Regions from separate parts of the Homo sapiens genome. Here all the other regions are linked to region 1. A link is a contact called in ENCODE Hi-C or POLR2A ChIA-PET data. All regions are on one chromosome and are shown on one strand. The core of a region is the stretch at or near the end of the contact, and the rest is flanking DNA. Distances in the headings are between cores, read along the strand shown.

The links. A loop is a pair of places that touch in the nucleus more often than their neighbours do. ChIA-PET counts read pairs that join two places held with the same protein, here RNA polymerase II (POLR2A). Pooled maps may share reads with other maps.
Region 2: a pooled map shows a loop between it and region 1 (9-fold over the local background). The contact joins the promoter of IMPDH2 here to the promoter of RBM5 in region 1. A Hi-C loop is called at or near these places in 1 of 37 single-sample maps with no recorded cell type and 6 of 50 pooled maps. POLR2A ChIA-PET finds 5 or more read pairs at or near these places in 1 of 52 experiments (naive thymus-derived CD8-positive, alpha-beta T cell).
Region 3: a loop to region 1 is called in a map with no recorded cell type, with 21 times the contacts of the local background. The contact joins the promoter of CDC25A here to the promoter of RBM5 in region 1. A Hi-C loop is called at or near these places in 1 of 37 single-sample maps with no recorded cell type and 5 of 50 pooled maps. POLR2A ChIA-PET finds 5 or more read pairs at or near these places in 1 of 52 experiments (activated CD4-positive, alpha-beta T cell).

The regions. Positions count from the first base shown.
Region 1 is chr3:50,086,526-50,090,726 of GRCh38, forward strand. RBM5 (RNA binding motif protein 5) reads left to right here and starts at 2,394. Exons shown (of 25, transcript NM_005778.4): 1 at 2,394-2,504; 2 at 3,857-3,926. The coding sequence starts at 3,910. RefSeq lists enhancers at 2,251-2,842, 2,362-2,531, 2,572-2,681, 2,843-3,433.
Region 2 is chr3:49,027,542-49,032,270 of GRCh38, forward strand. It overlaps IMPDH2 (inosine monophosphate dehydrogenase 2), which reads right to left and starts at 1,857. Exons shown (of 14, transcript NM_000884.3): 1 at 1,712-1,857; 2 at 1,217-1,265; 3 at 890-991; 4 at 707-781; 5 at 169-375. The coding sequence starts at 1,809. It overlaps QRICH1 (glutamine rich 1), which reads right to left. Exons shown (of 10, transcript NM_198880.3): 9 at 4,642-4,729; 10 at 2,166-3,103. The coding sequence ends at 2,911. RefSeq lists enhancers at 990-1,592, 1,593-2,194, 1,648-1,857.
Region 3 is chr3:48,185,431-48,190,022 of GRCh38, forward strand. CDC25A (cell division cycle 25A) reads right to left here and starts at 2,987. Exons shown (of 15, transcript NM_001789.3): 1 at 2,348-2,987; 2 at 1,273-1,349. The coding sequence starts at 2,517. RefSeq lists an enhancer at 2,072-2,700 and a silencer at 2,444-2,653.

The DNA of each region.
Region 1 (4,201 bases), core at 1,144-3,643:
AGGTGCTTGTTGAACTGCTTTGGGGACAAGGCAGGCAACGGCTAGTGGCTATGAAGTCTAGTGAGTTCTAGATTCTTGGCATCTGCATCATCCATTGTAGGGTTTGCAGTGATGTCATCAATGTTAACTTTTAAATTTCATTAATGCATGTACTCTTTTCTGATATTTTGCATATATGCTTCCCCATAAATTGTATATATTTCCTCTCTAAATACACACACACCACATATATTATATTTCTACCTTTTCGTCTATATATGTATTGTGTATATACCTATATATAGATATATACACTGACATCCCTCCACTTATTCTTGAAAGATTTGTTTTCCAGAGAGAGAAGAAAATGGTATAGGCACAGTTTTCTGTAACTGATGTATAACTTTCTGTAACTAATGGTATAGGCACAGTTTTCAATTTGTATGACCTGAAAAATCAGTTCTGGCTGGGTGCGGTGGCTCATGCCTGTAATCCTAGCACTTTGGGAGGCTGAGGCAGGTGGATCACCTGAGGTCAGGAGTTCGAAACCAGCCTGGTCAACATGGTGAAACCCCATCTCTACTAAAAATACAAAAATTAGCTGGGTGTGGTGGCGGGTGCCTGTAATCCCAGCTGTTTGGGAGGCTGAGGCAGGAGAATCACTTGAACCTGGGAGGCAGAGTTTGCAGTGAGTTGAAACTGTGCCATTGCACTCCAGCCTGGGCAACAGGAGCAAAACTCCATCTCAAACAAACAAACAAACAAAAATGTTTGCAAAGCATCTAGGGCAATAATATAGCATCTAGTAAAGCGATCAACTAATGTTCCTCATTTTAATTTATTTTTTATTTTTATTTTTTTTTGAGATAGAGTCTTGCTGTGTTGCACAAGCTGGAGTGCGGTAGAGCAATCTCGGCTCACTGCAACCTCCGCCTCTTGGGTTCAAGCGATTCTCCTACCTCAGCCTCCCAAGTAGCTGGGATTATAGGTGTGCGCCACCACACCCAGCTAATTTTTGTATTTTTAGTAGAGACGGGGTTTAGCCATGTTGGCCAGGCTGGTCTCGAACTCCTGAGCTCAGCTGATCCACCTGCCTCGGCCTCCCACAGTGCTTGGATTACAGGCATGAGCCATCATGCCTGGCCCCTCCTTTTTATTTATTTATTTATTATTATTATTATTATTATTATTATTATTATTATTATTATTATTTTGAGACTGAGTCTTGCTCTGTCACCCAGGCTGGAGTGCAGTGGCACGATCTCAGCTCACTGCAACCTCTGCCTCCCTGGTTCAAGTGATTCTCCTGCCTCAGCCTCCCTAGTAGCTGGAACTACAGGTGCATGCCACCATGCCCGGCTAATTTTTGTATTTTTAGTAGAGACGCGGTTTCACCATATTGGTCAGGCTGGTCTTGAGCTCCTGACCTCGTGATCCACTTGCCTCGGCCTCCCAAAGTGCTGGGATTACAGGCGTGAGCCACTGCGTCCAGCCTTTTTTTTTTTTTTTTTTGAAACAGAGTCTCACTCTGTTGCCCAGGCTGGAGTGCAGTGGCGCAATCTCGGCTCACTGCAAGCTCCGCCTCCCGGGTTCACACCATTCTCCTGCCTCAGCCGCCCAAGTAGCTGGGACTACAGGCGCCCGCCACCATGCCCAGCTAATTTTTTTGTATTTTTAGTAGAGACGGGATTTCACCGTGTTAGCCAGGATGGTCTCGATCTCCTGACCTTGTGATCCGCCCGCCTTGGCCTCCCAAAGTGCTGGGATTACAGGAGTGAGCCACCGCGCCCAGCACCGGCCTCCTTTTTATTTTTTAGCGACAGTTTCTCGCATTGTCCCCAGGCTGGAGTGCTGTGACGAGATCACAGCTCACTGCAGCCTCGACCTCTTGGGCCCAAGCGAACCTCTCACCTCAGCTCCTGAGTAGCTGGGACAAGAGGTGCACGCCACCATGCTCAGTTAATTTTATTTTTTGTAGAGATAGGATCTCACTGTGTTTCCCAGGCTGGTCTCGAACTCCTGGCCTCAAGCGATCCTCCTGCCTCGGCCTCCCAAAATGCTGGCTTGTGAGTGAGCCACCACTTCACGCACGGTCTCCTTTTGAAGTAGAATTAGACAATGTTTTACACCGTGCCAGTGAAAGCAAACTGTACTCTCTACGGCGCTAGTAGCAAAAGCAAAGAATTATTAACATGCCTAATAGGAGCCCTAAAAACTAATCCAGGTCTGCAAAAGCCGATCGACAACTCTGTAGTGATTTAGAAGAGAATTGCAAGACATTAACACAGAGCGTCCTAAGTGACAGGATGGTCTGGCGACCACATTTCCCGGCAGCCCTCGCACAGCCAGGCCGCTTCGAGGATTGGACTTCTCCGCAGGAGGCGGGTGACAGGGGGAGGGGATAAGCGTGAGGTACTGTGGGTAGGAGACGGCCGTCGGCGGAGGCGCCATTTTGTGTAGCCGCCGAACCTTGTTGGAGGTTCTGGGGCGCAGAACCGCTACTGCTGCTTCGGTCTCTCCTTGGGGTAAGTGCGGCGGCTGTCTGTAACGACGGTAGGTTCTTGCCATTTGGGCTGGCCCCCAAGCCTCCCTTGTCAGCTGCCGGAGGCGACTGATCAGCTCCAGCCGGTTCTGTAGAGGGGCTAAATTACCCCAGGCGTTGGAGGGCCGCGCCCTTCCTTGTTGCCAGCTCTGTCAGTTTCCAGAGGGTGTCCAGCCAGCTCAGCCTTGGGCCTGCTTCTTTCTGGCTGTGACTTTGCCCCTTGTGGATACACGTCCCCTAATCTTCAGCCCAACGGAGCAGTGGAGCCGTCGCCTGTCCCTCGGGCACTCCTTGGGAGCTCCCTGGCAGTCTCTGGCCGCCATCCCCCGCTCAACTGCAACTGAATCGCCCTCTCCGAAAAGCTGTTCGGTGATCGCCCATCTGCGGGTTTGGAACCTCTTGGGAGGCGGGAGGGGCATGTGCGGGGAGGGCAGGCCGGACGCTGGAGTCGGTCGAGCAGGCCGTGACGCCGCCATCTCGGCCGCGAGACCCCACGGAGGTGGGTGCCGGCACCGCCCGGGAGACAAGGGGCGGCACCAGTGAATATGCCCCGGGACTTGTTTCCCCCCAGTGGTTCTTTTTCATTTATTAATTTCAACAAATCGTTGAGCATTCGCTCTAGACTAGGCTTCCAGAGACTACTGGAACTGATTTTTCGGACCTCGCGCTCATCGAACGCGGTCCAGCAGTGTGATGTCTTATTACCAACGGGGGGCGGGGGGCCGGGCTGTTCACTACTCAGTGGTTTGTAGTCATAAGAACTGGCTCAAGACGTGGTGGTTATTGTTACCTAGGAATTAGGTCGTTTCTAGCTTTGCTCTTGTCTTATGCGATACGTTATTAATGTAGTAGATTTCAGTCAGCTCAGTATCCCAGCTTCTACGAGGTTTTACATTTTTCATCAGAAGTGTTTGAATTTCATGTTGCTCCTTGTATTAATGAAGACACTTGGATTAATGTTTTAACGGTCAACTATCCCACGGAGTTGCTTTGATACAAAACCAAGGAGCTGATTGTAGCTCTGCCCTTTTTGCTTTGTAATTCTAAGGTAGGAGCAGGGAAGGAGTCTTCTGCTTGCTCCGTATTATGATTCTGTTAAATCTGGAATCTAATATTTTAAAATATGCTTAATCTTCCGGTTTTGCTCATTGTTAACAAAATGTTAGCACGATTTTAACGTTGACAGTTTGTCCCCACCACTTCCCCACCTTAGATAATCACTGTCAATGATTTGAAGGTTTGATGAAATCCCAGCCTCAGTAGTATCCAAGCTATGGAGCTGCTGACTTAAGTGATCTCTGAGATTTATAGCAATTAATCTCTCTTGTCTCCTAGAAAAAATAAAATTTGAACCTTTTGGAGCTGTGTGCTAAATCTTCAGTGGGACAATGGGTTCAGACAAAAGGTAAGTTACTACAGTACGTGGCTTTGATCTCAACATTTCAGTGGGGACTGAACTCCTTGTTTAAAATAGTTTATCAAACTAATATATGAGTGTTTTGCGCCAGGCATTGCTAACGAACACCTTTATGATCCTGTTGTCACAAACTACAGTCTAGTGAGAGAATTAAAGTACTGTGTGAACATGCTGTGATAAAGTGTAGGGTGCTCTTAGAACACATAGGAAGTATGTCTTTTTCTTGTTCACAGCCAGGAAAGCTTCCTGGAGAAAATATTCTC
Region 2 (4,729 bases), core at 607-3,106, 1.1 Mb before region 1:
AGCCTCTGGTGGGGAAAGGATGCAGGAACCCAATAAAGGAGTCAGAAACTTGGTTTGACACTCCTTTCCCAGAGAGAAGAGGCTATCAGAGATGTCTTAGACAACAGAAGCCCCTTGTCTTCAACCTGGGCTGCTAGAGCTTGGATCTACTCTGCCAGTGGCACCCACCTCTTCCAAGAAACAGTCATGTTCCTCCTCTTTGAGAAAATCAATGTCCCTGGAGGAGATGATGCCCACCAAGCGGCTCCCCATCCGGCCTGTGTCTGTGATTGGGATACCGCAGAAACCATGCCGGGCCTTGGCCTCAAAAACATCCCGCACGCGATCCTTGGGGCTGAGGACCACAGGGTCTGTGATGAATCCCTGTTCATATTTCTGGAAAGGGATGGTGAGAAAGGGCATCGCATCTTTGAACTACTTTCATCAGGCTCTTGATCTGAAGCATGGGGTCTCTGCTTATCGATCCCTTTGGCAGTGCCACAAGACCAAATCACACCAACACATCTTAGAGACATGGGTAGGCTGGAGGCACTGTACACCTGGTCTATTGCTGCTGCTTTAAGAAACAGAATCTCAGGGTCTTCTCAGTAACTGAACCCCATGGTGGGAAGAAAGAATACTAAATTAGAATAAACCCCTACTCCCACCCCACCCCACCTCAGTGCAATTCCCAGGAGCGCTTGCTAATGATCGTTGCCCTTCTGACCTTCACTTTCCGAACTTCATTGGCCTGGAATTCAGGTGTACAGTTGTGGTGGATGAAGCCAATACCGCCTGTAAGCTACAGGATAAAAAGAGACTACTACTAAGTGACAAGAAGCAGGACTGAATGCCTTTGGGGAAAGGCGATGGAGTCCTTGCTCCTTCCCCCACACCCCATGGGGCTCACCGCCATTGCTATGGCCATCCCAGCCTCTGTGACTGTGTCCATGGGAGAGGAAACCAGTGGGGTCTTAAGAGTGATTTTCTTGGTCAGAGCAGAAGTCAGGTCCTGAGGAGACAAACGTCAACCAGTGTGGGAAAGCATCCCTTACACCTCAAGGTGTTACTGAGTCCCCCACAAAAAGGCACTTTTGTATGACCTGCATGCTAACAAGCAACATGATCCTATAAAATCCACCCCCAAGCCCAATCTGGTGAGTTAGCCCAGAGACCAGGTGATAGTAGCACCTTAGCTCACCTTGATGTTCAGGACCCAATTCCTGATCATACTCACCACCTGGTCTGCAGTGAAGTCGATGTACCCAGGGAGAATGAGAAAGTCACTGCGAGGGAAGGGAGTGAATTGGGAGTAAAGCTCTCAGCTTAGGGCAGCATGAGACTCCATCCCCATGTACCAATCAACCCGTAACGCATGTGAGCAGAGAGTGGCACTGACAGAGTCTGTGTGTCACAGGCACAGCACAAGGTGGAAATGGGTACAGGGGACCTTTTCTGCCACCGAGCTGTCATCAGTGCTCCTGGCACCCTGACAATTCCATGTGTCTGGAGCATGGAATCTCCGGCCTGAGATTCCAAGCACTACTGAGATGCTTCTCCGTACCCCAAGCACCGCTCCAGATGTCTCAAAGTGAGCCCCGGAGGTGGGTGGCCAATTCCCGAAACCTGTCCCCCACGCCCACGCCCAAGGCGGCTCTCGGAAGCCCCCATCTGGCCTTTTCCCCAGGGTGCCGCCCCTCTCTTCGCCCAGGTGAGCCCCATAGGCCCGCACTTGTAGGTGAGGCCGTCTCCGCAGTTGAAGAGCTGCTGTGCTGTGAGTCCGTCGTCTGGCACGTAGGACGTGCCCCCACTAATCAGGTAGTCGGCCATGGCCAACACAGGACACCGCCGCGTGTCTCCGAGGACCGCGCCGCAGAGACCTCTGCCGTCTGGGCCGCGCCAATATAAACCAGCCGATTTCGTCACTGCGCTGCGCGCGACGCTGACGTCAGGGCGTAGTGCGCGCGGGCGGAACCTACCCGCCTCGCTGCGGCGGGGGCGGAGCTGGCGCTGAAGAAACAGCGCATGCGTATAGCACATAGTGGCCTTGTCACTGAGGAGCTGCCACTTCACGTCCCACCCCACACTCCCCGCAGGACCTCGGCCAGTTCAATTAACAGGCAAGGGTTTACTTCTACTGTCCCGCCGGGCTCCTCCCCAAAATAAAGAGACGTTGTTCACTAACATGTTGAAAAGACGTGCTTGTCATTCTTAATAAACAACTAGAGTAAGAATACATAAGAGAAACAGAGTGGTATCTTTATATGATACACAAGTGTATGTTACAAGAATTCCATCAGGCACAGGAGCCTCAGGTTTTAAGGCCTCAATGTTAGGCCAACAAAAAAAAAAAAGGCATGGTAAAGTTTTTACTTTTACATCTAAAATGTCACTTGTCATAAAGGAGGGTGTAATAGAAATTGTCTTTAATAAATCATAATTGAAGTTCCCCTCATTTTTCTTCCATTAAGATGCTAAGTTTATGTCTGATCATGAAGAAAGAAAAGAACATCGTTCCCCTGTGGTCAGCAAAGTCTGTCAGCCCAGTGGAAGTCGGCTGGGGAGATTCCCTCCAGGGTCCATCCATCATTAATTCCATCTCTCTTGAAGATGGAAAGGGGCCACATTTCTTTTCACAGTCCAAGCCCTTTCCCCAGGCCCCAGACAAAAAAGAGTCAGCCAGCAACTTTCTAGGACATATGACACTCAAGGAAACCCAGAGCCACCATCGGCTGAGGAGTCTGCCGCAGCAGGTTTATGAAGATGCAAAGGGGGCAAAGTTTTCTTTTATATTTTAAACAGAAGCAGCCTGAAAGGCTTCGTAACTACACCAATAAAAAAAAGAAAAAAAAAAATGGAGGCCTCTTCTTTAGTGTGAAAGTCTGTCTGGTTTTTCCTGGCTGGTTTCTCTTGTGCCATGGCCAAGGCATCTCAGTGCATAGTGCTTGCATTGGCCACTGCGATGGCCTCCTGAATTTCTCTTATCACCAGGATCCGCGTCAGCATTTGTCCCATCTGCTCTCTGCTGATAGGCTGGACTGAGTACCAGATTGGGCTGTTGGGGGCCACCACTGGCTCAGGTGTCAGGTAAAAGGTGTCATTCCGGCCTTTCACACTCTGGGGGCTGAAGAATATGCGGATAAAAGTTGGGTACCACCAATATAACTTCAACCCTCCCACCCTGAACTTCCCAGACAGATGCTGTCTGCAAACAGTAAGGCCCCAAGTTATTGTGGCACAGCTACTGAATTCCATGCAGCCACCACACACTACATCCTGGTCCTCCTTTGGGACTACTGCAAATCCCCCAAATGTTGGGTTACTTCCCCTCTGCCCCTCCTTCCCACAAACCAGCTGTGATCCATCACTGACTGCACCAGCCTAGGGCTCTCATGGACTCATGTGAGTCTATCCTTATCCTACTTGAAGCCAGCTTCACTGCTCAAAGCGTCTATCTCCAAGTCTTTGCGCTTTTTTTTTTTTTTTTTTTGAGATGGCGTCTTGTCTCCAGGCTGGAGTGCAGTGAGGTGATCTCAGCTCACTGCAACCTCCGCCCCCTTGGTTGAAGCGATTCTCCTGCCTCAGCCTCTGGAGTAGCTGGAACCATAGGCACGAGCCACCAAGCCCAGCTAATTTTTGTATTTTTTAGTAGAGATGGGGTTTTTCCATGTTGGCCAGGCTGGTCTCGAACTCCTGACCTCAGGTGATCCACCCACCTTGGCCTCCCAAAGTGCTTGGATTACAGGCGTGAGCCACGGTGCCCAGCCTCATGTTGTGTTTTCTACCCAATAATGATGGCCATTACAGTGGGGCCCTAAACTTGGGTTCACCCCCCTCCCCCGAACTGTGCTGTACCTCTATTAAGTACTTGGCATGCTGTATCCTCTAACAGTTATTCATCCATCCATTCAAGATTTATTCAAGGGTTACTAGTGCCAGGTCAGCACTAGGTGCTGATATTTAAAAAAATGGGCAGGAAAAGTATTTCCTACCCATGGAGCTTACAGATAGGAGGGGACACAGGTAGCAATTAAAGTTAAACAAATACAAAATAAAAAACAGTGATAAGTGCTACCGAGGAAACAGTCACAGGGAAGAGGTGGGGAATCTGGAAATGCTTCCCTGATAAGCTGTGTTTAAGTTGAGAAGAGGCATAATATGATGTCCTTGAGTGGAGAGGAGCTAGTGTGGCTAGGGAACTAAGAGCTCCACAGACATGAGGTTAGCAAGGGGGAGTGCATCAAAGGAGTTGTCTGCCATAAAAGAATTACTATGTAATGAGAAACCATTGAAGGGGCAAAAGGGAGAAAAAGCTGAGAGGAGTCTCACCTAGATTAATGATGGCAGTGACAAAAGGTCAAGGTCAGGAAGCAGGGCCATGCTCAATATGTGATGAAGGTAGATTCTCTGTACCTTCATACCCTTTTCATGAAAGGTGACTGTAGGGACCCGGGACCCCTTTTTCTATCAGTGCTAGGCACATCACACACCTTTGGAAAGCCAGAGCAAGGCTGCTTCTAAATTTAGCTTTCTGGAAGTGTTTTTACTTGGTTTGGGACTAGAGAATGCCTCTCCCCTATGATAAGTGATCACACAAGTGAGCATGCACACGCATACACACACATGCGCACACATGGACAGCAAGTCACAATAAAGCCTCACCATTTGAAGAGGTAGAAATCATAGAGCTTGATGGGACATCTCAATGGATTCTCTGGATTTTCCGTCTGTTCTGCATACATGTCATCTG
Region 3 (4,592 bases), core at 1,737-4,236, 1.9 Mb before region 1:
AAAAAAAAAAAGGCCAGGTGCAGTAGCTCACCCCTGTAATCTCAGCACTTTGGGAGGTCGAAGTGGGTGGATCACCTGAGATCAGAAGTTTGAGACCCACACCTGTAATTCCAGCTACTAGGGAAGCTGAGGCAGAAGAATTCTCTAAATCTGGGAGGCAGAGTTGCCTGGGTGACAGAGTTGAGACCTTGTCTCAAAATGAAAAAGAAAAATACAACTACTGGTCATGACATGCAAGGCAAGCACTTGCTGCCTTTAACAAAATGACACCAAGGTGTCCATCTCACAAAAGGCAGCAGGGTGAAGGAGACACTGTTCAGCATTACTAATATGCCAGCTCAGATGACGCAGACCCACCCACCCATAGCTCATGTGTCTATACAGCCTTATGGAAAGTGAGGTGTTACAGCCCTTGCTCACCACACTGCTACAAGTGATAATCCTATCCCCAGTTCTATATTAAATTACATTCTACATACAGAAGCCTACATTACATTTTAAGACTTGCTCTTGCAGTTCCTTTAACCTAAAGGATCTTTGCACCAATGGTCTTATCTGTACAAATACAGATAAACTCTGCAGTAATATGAATTCATGAAGAATGAAATGCACTGGCAATTTCCTCCATAGCAGCATCACTGAAATGATTTCATGACACTGTACTTCCAATCATTTGATCCTGTATTTTAACCAGTAAGATTGCCTGAATGCCACTTACAGTGGTATGGTGAATTATACTTTACTACCCATCCTTCAAGGGCAAGCACACACCACCTCCTTATAGACATTTGAAACCTATTTCCTTTCTTCATAAACAGCCACAAGGGCTCCTTTGTATTGTTCTCAATAATGTTTATCACCGGGCGCGGTGGCTCACGCTGTAATCCCAGCACTTTGGGAGGCCGAGGAAGGCGGATCACCTGAGGTTGTGAATTCGAGACCAGGCTGACCAACATGAAGAAACCCTGTCTCTACTAAAAAATACAAAATTAGCCGGGTGTGGTGGTGCATGCCTGTAATCCCAGCTACTCGGGAGGCTGAGGCAGGAGAATCACTTGAACCCGGGAGGTGGAGGTTACAGTGAGCTGAGATCATGCCATTGCACTCCAGCCTGGGCGACAAGAGCGAAACTCTGTCTCAAAAAAAAAAAAAAAAAAGTTTATCACCCAATGCCATGACTTCCTCAAGTTCTCACCAAAACTAACCTCCTGGGTGAAAAGGCATGTTTCAGGAAATTCAGAGTATTGCTCCCCACACAGCAGACTTAAATACCTGAATCTGTTGACTCGGAGGAGCCCATTCTCTGCAGATTACTGTTGTTCTTCACCTCCAGTGGTTGCTCATAATCACTGAAACCAACAGAAATAAACCATGAATGATTTATAGGATATAATTAAAAGGTCACATGCAGGAGATAGGCCATGAGATTAAGAAGCAGCCAGGCTGCCAGAAACCATTTCTAGGCCACACCACAAGTGGCAAAGATCCCACTTTGCCACTCTGAACACCCAATTAGCACTTGGGCAAAGGAGAAAAAAGGAGTGGGTGGGCATGGCCTTGGACCACATTGCAGGTTATGATGGCTATGGCAAATGTTGGGGTATTTCCTAAAATAAAAGCATGTGTTCTAAGTACTGAGACAGAGTCGGGATGAAAGTTGAACAGGACACTTTCTGCTTTTCAGAAGTTGGGAAACGCACAAGACATGTGCTTAGCAAACGGGATGCCAGAGATTGAAGGGAAAGTAGCTCTTCCGCGGGAAACACCGTGGGATGCATTTTTTGCTATCAGGAAAAGCCCAGGAAGCTTTCTGAAAGTTGGGTAAAAAGACCTGGCCTTAGGAAAGCAGCAGAGTGGACATCAGGAATGTGCACAGGGCGAGGGACTGAGATGATTTTACATAAACGCCAGGAAAGAAAATGCCATGGTCCTTTGTTGAGAAGGAACAAAGATCACAGCAAACGAAGATCCTGAGGATGGTTTAGCAAAGGGTGAAAGTGAGTGCCTAGAAGAGCCTGATTTTCCCCGCGGGGGTAGATTCCAAAGAGCTTCCAGGGATAGAGATAGAAGGAGAGTACGGAGCAATCCGAAAGGGGTGAAGGTGGGCCTGGCTCGGGCTTAGGCCCAAGGATCTCCACCTCTTCCCCTGGAAGGTCCCGACGGCCTCTCCCGCCCAACATTCCGCCCGGGCGGGGGTGCACATGGCAGGCCCTAGCCCGGCTGTCCCCGAGCGGCGAACCCGGACGGACGGGTCTCGCCCTTCTCCCGGTCCGTTTCCTGGCCTGATCTCTCCGAGGCCGACACCGAGGCCAGGGGCCCGGAGCACCGCCCGCCGGTCTCTCCTTACCTGCCCAGACCCTGCAGCTGGTCCATAGTGACGGTCAGGTTGGTGACAGGCGACAGTCCCCCGGCGGCTGAAGCGCCAAATAGCGCCTTCACGACGGGCTGCGACGCGGGAGGGGGGCTGCAGGCGAAGAGCAGGCGGCGGCGGTGCGGGGGCTCCGGGCCCAGTTCCATGGCGGCGCCCGGCCTCGCAGAGCTCCCGCTCCCTCTTCCTCTGCCTCCGCCGCGACCGCCCCGCCCCGCCGACACCGGCCTCGGCCGCGCGCCACCGGCGCCCGCGGGTCAAACACAAACACGACTCCGCGGTTCAGGGACGCGGCTGCCGCGGGCAAGCGGCGCGGCCGGGCGGGTGTGCGGACCCTCCAGGCGCCAGCCACCAGCCACAGGCACGGGTGCTTCCCTCTCACACCGCGAGGCCAGCGGGCGGGCGGGCGCCGGCAACCTGAAGATTAAATCCAAACAAACGTGGCGGGTCGGCAAGAGAAGCCGGGCGAGAGCCTCGAGGCAACGGCCCAGGCTCACGCTGTCTTCGCTGTTCTCCCACCCGCTTGCCCAGCTCCGGGTAGCAGAAAACCAAGCCGACCTACACCTCTTACCCAGGCTGTCGCAGCCAGGCCGGCCTTTCGCGGTAATAGCGGCTCAGTGGGGCCAGCTGCTGCCCCGCCCCCCTTTCCTAGTTGGCGCCAAACGGAATCCACCAATCAGTAAGCAACTTCTCCTCCTCTCAACCGAATGGCAGCTAGGCTGGGCCAATGAGAGGGGAAGAAGAAAGCGGCTCGCGGGACTCTGCCAGGTCATCGGCTCTCAGAAGGGGGCGGAGCCCAGAGCAGAAGAGCGGGGATCAAAATGAGAGGGGGAGCAGAGGTCAATGAAAACTCCCAGCAGAACCTGCGAGGCGCTGCTCGCGGCTGAAAGGCCCCTTTGCCCCGTCGCATGCTGGGAAGCGTAGTTCCCATCGCGAGCTGCCGTCCAGTTAGCTTCGGCCCCCTTTGGGCCTCCGCTACCTCGCCCCCAGCCGGGCGCCCCACACTCTGAGGCAATGTGGAGGCTAAGGAAGACCTGTGGAGGTCTGGCCGGATCCAGCCTTGGCTCGGCCTCTAACCGTGCAGTATTGTGGACCCCTTTCTTCCGCCCCGGGCCTCCAGGCCCCATTTTATAATGAGGGAGGGAATGCAATGACCCCCAGGACTGGACTCGACCACCAGGGCCCAACTCTGGAGGGCTCACAGACCCTGGGTGCTGCTGGCCTCATGGGATTTGAACCCCGCAGTACAACCTGTGCTGTGGGCCTCAGCATTTTTTGCTCACTTCCATTCTAGCCCTTATTGGATGCTCTTAGAATCATTTCTTTCTTTCCCACCACTTCTTAGCCCCCTGGGAGCTCCTAGAGAGAAATAACAGCAAACACAATAATAGCAAATAATAGCTAAAGTTTACATAATGCTTATGCACTTGACACTGTTCCCAGTGTGTTAATCTGTATTAATTCATTTAATCTTTACAACTCTGTGACATAGGAATTATCCCCATTTTCTAAGTGGGCATATTTACTTTTACAGCGCCGAACCTGTGGCAGCTCCTAGACGGATTTTGAGGGCCATAAGTGCATGATTTAATTGCAACCTACTGCTGGGCTTAGTGGCTCACGCCTATCATCCCAGCACTTTGGGAGGGCGAGGTGGGAGGATTGCCTGAGCCCACGAATTTGAGACCAGCCTGGGCAACAAAGTGAGACACCCCCTGCCCCCCACTCAAAAAAAAAAAACCCTACAGTTTGAAAAGCCATGCTGGACAGGTGGAAACCCCAAACCTTTGGCCCCAACACCAGACCCTTCACAGTGAGGAACCTCTCTCTCAGGATTCATCTCCTTTTCTGTGCACCAGTGCTCCACCACCCAGGAACCTCCCTTCCCTCCAGAAACCCCAGGCTATTTAGGCCTCTCTGCACAGTTCACATGGTCTGTGGTCCCACTGTTTCAAATAGTTCTCCCTGTCGTATCTCTGAATACTTTCCTCTCCTCCTGTGTTTTATGTGGTTTAATACTTGGCTCAACAGGCCGGGAGCGGTGGCTCACGCCTGTAATCCCAGCACTTTGGGAGACCGAGGCGGGCGGATCACGGGGTCAGGAGATCGAGACCATCCTGGCTAACATGGTGAAACCCCGGCTCTACTAAAAATACAAAAAATTACCGGGCGTGGTGGCGGGCGCCTGTAGTCCCAGCTACTCGGGAGGCTGAGGCAGAAGAAT